Regions from separate parts of the Homo sapiens genome. Here region 2 is linked to region 1. A link is an interaction called in ENCODE POLR2A ChIA-PET data of the cell type or tissue named here. Cell type or tissue: K562. All regions are shown on one strand. Each heading gives the region's core, and the rest is flanking DNA. Links, peaks and the distances in the headings are about the cores only.

Region 1 (2,915 bases), core at 218-2,717:
CCAGCTTCACCAAGCCCGTGCTGCGCGGGATGAAGAAAGTCAAGCCTGTCTTCCAGTGGGGCCCTGAGGTGGGGGAGCTGGAGGATAGGGTGGCAGCTTTTTTATCAGCTGTCCCCAAAAGAGGCCCTTCTCCCAGTTGCCACGGACCAAAGCTCCTCCTGGGAGCTCCAGCCTGTCTGTTCAATGTTTGCCTTGCGCCTTTTCCTGGTGAGGCCACCCCCGGCACCATCTCAGGCCTCAGAAGGACGACCTCACTGAAACAGCCCTTAGGTTGGGAAAGAAGCAAGCCCTCCGCGCCCCGTCCAAGTCTCTCAACTGGGCACGAGCACACACAGACGCCCAGGCCCTGTCCCTGCGCCAGAATGGCCGCTCGCGTTTCCAGGCACGATGCCCCTTTCCATGAGTGCACAGAGCCCTGGGCTGAGCTGGGGGCCGAGCTCCACGCTCTCTGAGCAGCTCTGAGCGGCACGCCAAAGAAGGTCTTTCAGATGGGCTCTGGGATGTGGAACCATGGCGTCCAGCCCTAGCGTCGACTCCACACTAGAGGCACCCTGACTTTCGCCCCCTTCTTACCTGAGTATCAGCTTACTTCCATCTGGGGACTGAATATGGGGCAGATTCCAGAAAAAGGAGGTTGGGGCACCAAAACCAACACCAACTCTGCCAACGGAGCCAGCACAGCTATTTGTCTCCAACCACAGGCCGCAAGGGAAGTTCACGGGCTCGGCACCCCCAGGTCCCGGATGTAAGGATATTGCCCGTTAGACAAAGGAAAGGCCCCAAGTCCACAACTCATGTTTGTGAGCTTAACCTTGTCCTATAAAGCACTTTGGAACAGGCCCAGGTTCTCCCACCATGTACAGCTGCCATTGACCTGGACAGTCCCGCAAGGTCCTTCAGTGGAAACCCAGAAGGGAGAGTCACTGCATGTGAACCCTAAGGGTTCTGGAGGTCAAAGTTGCTGTGGGTGACAGGCAACCAAGACTAAGGGCAAACTTGAAACATAAATGAGTTAAAACCCACAAAAATAAGACAGTTTTAAATAACTAAACTGTTTTCTCATTCTTCCTTTTTCATCTGAGGACGTTTTAGGCAAATGAAGCTTTAGAGTTTTTCTCCTTTCATTGGGTTGACAGTGTTTAAAATTATATCCAGAGCTGTCTAATTTGCCTATTGCTCTAGGCATACTGATCCTCAGGAGGTAAGATTGGATGGGTTAAAGTGGACAGGCTCAGGGGCTGAGACTGTCCATCTCTCTGAGAGTCGGGGGCAGCATTTATCAGGGGCCTGTGGTCAGCCAAGCTTGGCTTGGGCTCTGTGGGAAGATAAAACCAACTGGCCCAGATGGACTTCTGTGGGGCCTGGATACTGTTGGGAAGATAAAGCACATAAGCCCGGTAAGAAAAAAAAAAAAAAAAAAAAAAAAAAGCCCAGGAGAAGGAATGCAAGTGATTCCAATGCAATTGAATTAAGTACAAACTCACTAGGAATGGGGGGGGGGGTTTGATTGGCGAAGGGGTTAGTCAGGGGTGGTTAACCACAGAAGATTGAGGAGGTGAACTTTAAGTTGGACTTGGAGGTAGAAGAGAGAAGTTAGGGGAAGCATTTGTTTTATATTTGGGTGGGGTGCGTGGGAGTGTGGATAAGTGAAGTGTCACACACACACACACACACAACTTTGAGTAGGAAGAGGGTCAAGATGACCAGGTTGGCCTAGACAAGTCAGTACTAGCTTAAAAAGTCACACTCAGGATTCCTGCAGCACCTCCCCCATACCCACCCCCACCCCAATGGGCACAGCACTCCCTCTTCTCTCCAACGCAGGCCTCCTGTCTGGGGTGCTATGATCATTTCCATAGCAACCAATTGCTCTGTGACAGAGACATAATTCTGACTCCAGGTAGGTTATGAACAGAAGAAACATATGAAACCAGTAAGTGACAGAGATCTAGTTTTCCAGTAAGTGCCCTGCTAATAAAGAAGAGAAAATGCACAAACTAAAAGATAAATGGAACAGGAATGAGCAAATGCTAAATTTTCTATGAGGCATCAGCTGTTTGTTTGCTAAAAACAATAGCAACCTAATAGTTTCAACAAGAATGGTGCTGGCAAGGACAGCTCAGAACAGCCTCTGTCAGTCTGCAGAGTAGGGGCGATGGCAGAGCCCGGGTATGCACAGTGTCAGGGTTGTGAGGCAGAAAGATGCCTTAAACGCATCACCTCAATCCTGCACACATCCCTAGTGCCTTTATTGGAAAAGCTGCACTGCTGCTGCTGTGAATCCAGCATGACCTCGCCTTCATTCATTCATTCACTTATACATGCATGCATGCATGCATATATTCAAGAACTCATCAGTGCTAGGTAGGTTACTAATTAGAAATAATTGGGAGAAAAGTCTGAATTACTAGGTATTTTAGAAGCAAAGCTTTCTTACTCTGAAAGCATGGCTGAGATGGTGCCTTCAGCAGGGACTCAGAGAGTCTGATCCAGTCTGGGTCTGCCACTCACACTCTGTATAACCTTGTGCAAGCCACTTACCAGTCTTGGTCTTCATCTTGTAGATGAGGTGATTGGTGATCTATGTGATGCTTCCAGATCTGTCTAGTTCAGAGGCCTGCTTTAAGTGTCTAAACGGTTAATGTCAGAGTGAGTTGATGTGTTCGGTATTTTCATAGAGCAGAACCAAGACTGTTTACTCATTTACCATTTATTTCCACCTTCTGTTGATATTGATTGACCACTTACTATGTGACAGTCACAGATCTAGGCATCAGAAATAAAGGTAAGACGTGATGGTGGCTTCAGGGCCCTCATGGCCAGGTTGGGGGACAGGCAGGCCCAGGCTCAGACCCATAGGGCACAAGCTGGTCTCCAAGTGTGGACAGAGCTCATCAGGTGTGGGGAAGGGCACC
Region 2 (2,915 bases), core at 132-2,631, 170 kb after region 1:
TAGCACAATCAGAGCTCACTGCAGCCTCAAATTCCTGGGCTCAACGGATCCTACACTTCAGCCTTCCAAGATGCTGAGTCCACAGGCATGTGCCACCATGCTTTGCTAATTTTAAATGTTTTTGTAGAGACAGGGTCTTGCTATGTTGCCCAGGCTTGTCTTGAACTCCTGGCCTCAAGCAATTCTCCTGCCTCAGCCTCCCAAAGTGCTGGGATTATGGGTATTGAGCCACCATATCTGGCCTTATTAGATTGAGAGAATCACAAGAAATTAAAAATTTTAACGTGTTGGCACAAATATCACAAATCCAGAAAAATAGCGAAATATTTTTATTAGCTCCCTGCCACTGCTCCAAAAACCTTTTTAAAAAACATCTTTGGGTTGCAAACTCTTTGATTACTTCTTTATTATAATTTTGAGATGTCACTACCTAAAGAGAAGAGAAAGATAATTTAACATTTTCTCTGGAATGGTTGATCACAAATTTTTTTTATTACTGATACTTCTAAAAAATTGTCTTTTAGCTTTCCAACTTGTAATTGGGAATGTCATGAAAAAAATTTTTTTTTTTTTTTTTTGGGACGGAGTCTCGCTCTGTCCCCCAGGCTGGAGTGCAGTGGCGCGATCTCGGCTCACTGCAAGCTCCGCCTCCCGGGTTCACACCATTCTCCTGCCTCAGCCTCCAGAGTAGCTGGGACTACAGGCGCCCGCCACCACGCCTGGCTAATTTTTTTGTATTTTTAGTAGAGACGGGGTTTCACCGTGTTAGCCAGGATGGTCTCCATCTCCTGACCTTGTGATCCGCCCGCCTCGGCCTCCCAAAGTGCTGGGATTACAGGCGTGAGCCACCGCGCCTGGCCGAAAATTTTTATGATTGTTTTCAAATTTGAAAAAAAGTCTATCATTTTTGTCATATATTAACTGTTCCATATATGTAGGTACACAGGTTTATAGGGCATGTACTCTGCCATTCTGCTCAGAGCACATGTGCTACAAACGTAGGAATTCTCATAAACTATTTCTCAAAACTCTCATTCAAAATAACAGCAAAAGGGGCTAATTTTTTTGTAATTGTATACACTACATTTTCAGGCATCTTTATGATAAGAGAGAGTTTGCAGTCTGATGAGGTGTTGTGAGAACTGAATCTTCCACTTACAACTTTCCACATCTGCTGTTTGAAAGAATTCTCTATATACAATCTTTGGCTTGATACATTTCAGACTTTATTTCTCCTCCACTTTCCATCTGTAACCGGTGCTGGGAGCTGAAGGACACGTTCTCATTTCCCCATGACCTCCAGCCTCGCATCTGATACTAAGCAGTGGGTGCGTCAGCACAGCGGTGACAGGGAGTATTTCAGAAAGCCATTTGTGCTCTGGAATGGCTGGCAGTAACATAACTATGCGTAGAGGTGGCTGTGACCTACACAAATATATATCTTCATGAACACAAGCTAAACTTGTCACTCATTCATCTTTCCCTTAACTGCATTCCAGAAATGCCTGCAGCCCCCTCCAATGCTGCCCCACCCAAAGAGTTATGTGAGGGAGTGGGAATCCGAGTGAAAGAGGCCGCATTCTAAATCGCAAAGCCTTATCAGCTTTGCAAATTTTACAGTGACAGGTGACCATGTAAACACATTGGCAAGACTCCTCCAGGGCCCTGGAAGGGGCCAATGCAAGGGACAGGTCCTGAGGTTAAGCTTCATTGACCTCATGGTGAAAGGGAGGTCTCTAGTCCATGGAAGAGAAAGAGCTATAGCTCTCAACATTCTGGACAGAATGTAGCATGCAACTGCAAGGGCAGAGTTGAGGCTGTTGTCTGGATAAACTGAGAAGCAAGAAGTCTCAGGTGCTTAGTCCAGGTCAGGTCAGTGGTTTCACCAGCAGTTTCCAGCAGAGGTAACTGCAGTAGCGTGCACTAGAGTAGGCGTCCTGCTACATTGGACTGCCTGGGAGAGAGGGCCTTGTGGTGCTAACTGGGTGTCATCATGTCTTCTGTCCACTGAAGCTCATCCTTCATGGGCCAAGACACCAATGAAAAACCAAGTTACCAATTCCTTGAAATGATGTCACTAAAAAGCAATCACTTTGTTACAATTTAAACATAATATTTGCATCTAAATTTGGACTATTGCATCCTAACAAATATTTATGTTCTGTACACATCAACTAATATTAGAGACAGTCTGGTGAACAAAGAGAGAACATCTTATTAAAAGTAAAATTCTCAGCCAGATGTGGTGGCTCACACCTGTAATCCCAGCACTTTGGGAGGCCGAGGTGGACTTCAAGACCAGCCTGGCCAACATAGTGAAACCCCATCTCTACTAAAAATACAAAAATGTGTCAGGCATAGTGGTGCGTGTCTGTAATCTCAGCTACTCAGGAGGCTGAGGCAGGAGAATCACTTGAATCCGGGAGGCAGAGGTTGCAGTGACCTGAGATGGTGCCACTGAGCACTAGCCTGGTGACAGAGCGAGACTCCATCTCAAAAATAAATAAATAAATACAAATAAAAGTAAAATTCTCATGGTGGTTCAGATCCCACACGGACAGCCATTGTCCTGGGGTCCCGTTTCCAATTTATCCTAATGGTGTGTTTTACGATATGAGCTTGAAGAAAAGTAATAAAAAGTTTTTTTTTAAGTATTCTGAAATCTGATTTTTTAATCAAGTCAGTTCGGTGTTTGACTCTCTATAGAACTCAGACTCTTAGGGCAATGAGTCCCATCTGTGTCTCCTGCTTTCCATTCTTTCTTCAGTCTCCATATTTGCATTTCTGCCCTATTACAACAGCCTTTTAATCAAGCTCTCAGAATCCGGATCTCGCTCCCCTAGTCCACCCTATACTTTGTTGCCACTTAAATCCTCTGAACTGGCCTTGATTAGGTTCTCCCTTCCTTGCCAGCT

Evidence for each region. ChIA-PET counts read pairs that join two places held together with the same protein. Peaks named below come from ENCODE experiments on the same cell type or tissue, not always from the same donor. Only the 100,000 strongest peaks of a DNase experiment are listed, where the experiment ranks them.
Region 2: POLR2A ChIA-PET joins it to region 1 with 5 read pairs; 3 of 35 experiments call an interaction of 5 or more read pairs at or near these places.

What each region holds. Positions count from the first base shown.
Region 1 is chr1:116,491,152-116,494,066 of GRCh38, reverse strand. It overlaps LOC112268235 (a long non-coding RNA gene), which reads right to left. Exons shown (of 2, transcript XR_002958352.2): 1 at 574-2,915. Among named protein-coding and RNA genes, the nearest start is that of LINC01762, 14 kb to the right of the region's middle. In K562, for the core only: no CTCF peak of the experiment used is centred there; DNase peaks (open chromatin) are centred at 1,306 and 1,796.
Region 2 is chr1:116,317,590-116,320,504 of GRCh38, reverse strand. All of the region lies in intron 2 of LOC105378920 (a long non-coding RNA gene), which reads left to right. Among named protein-coding and RNA genes, the nearest start is that of ATP1A1, 54 kb to the left of the region's middle. In K562, for the core only: no CTCF peak of the experiment used is centred there; a DNase peak (open chromatin) is centred at 1,314.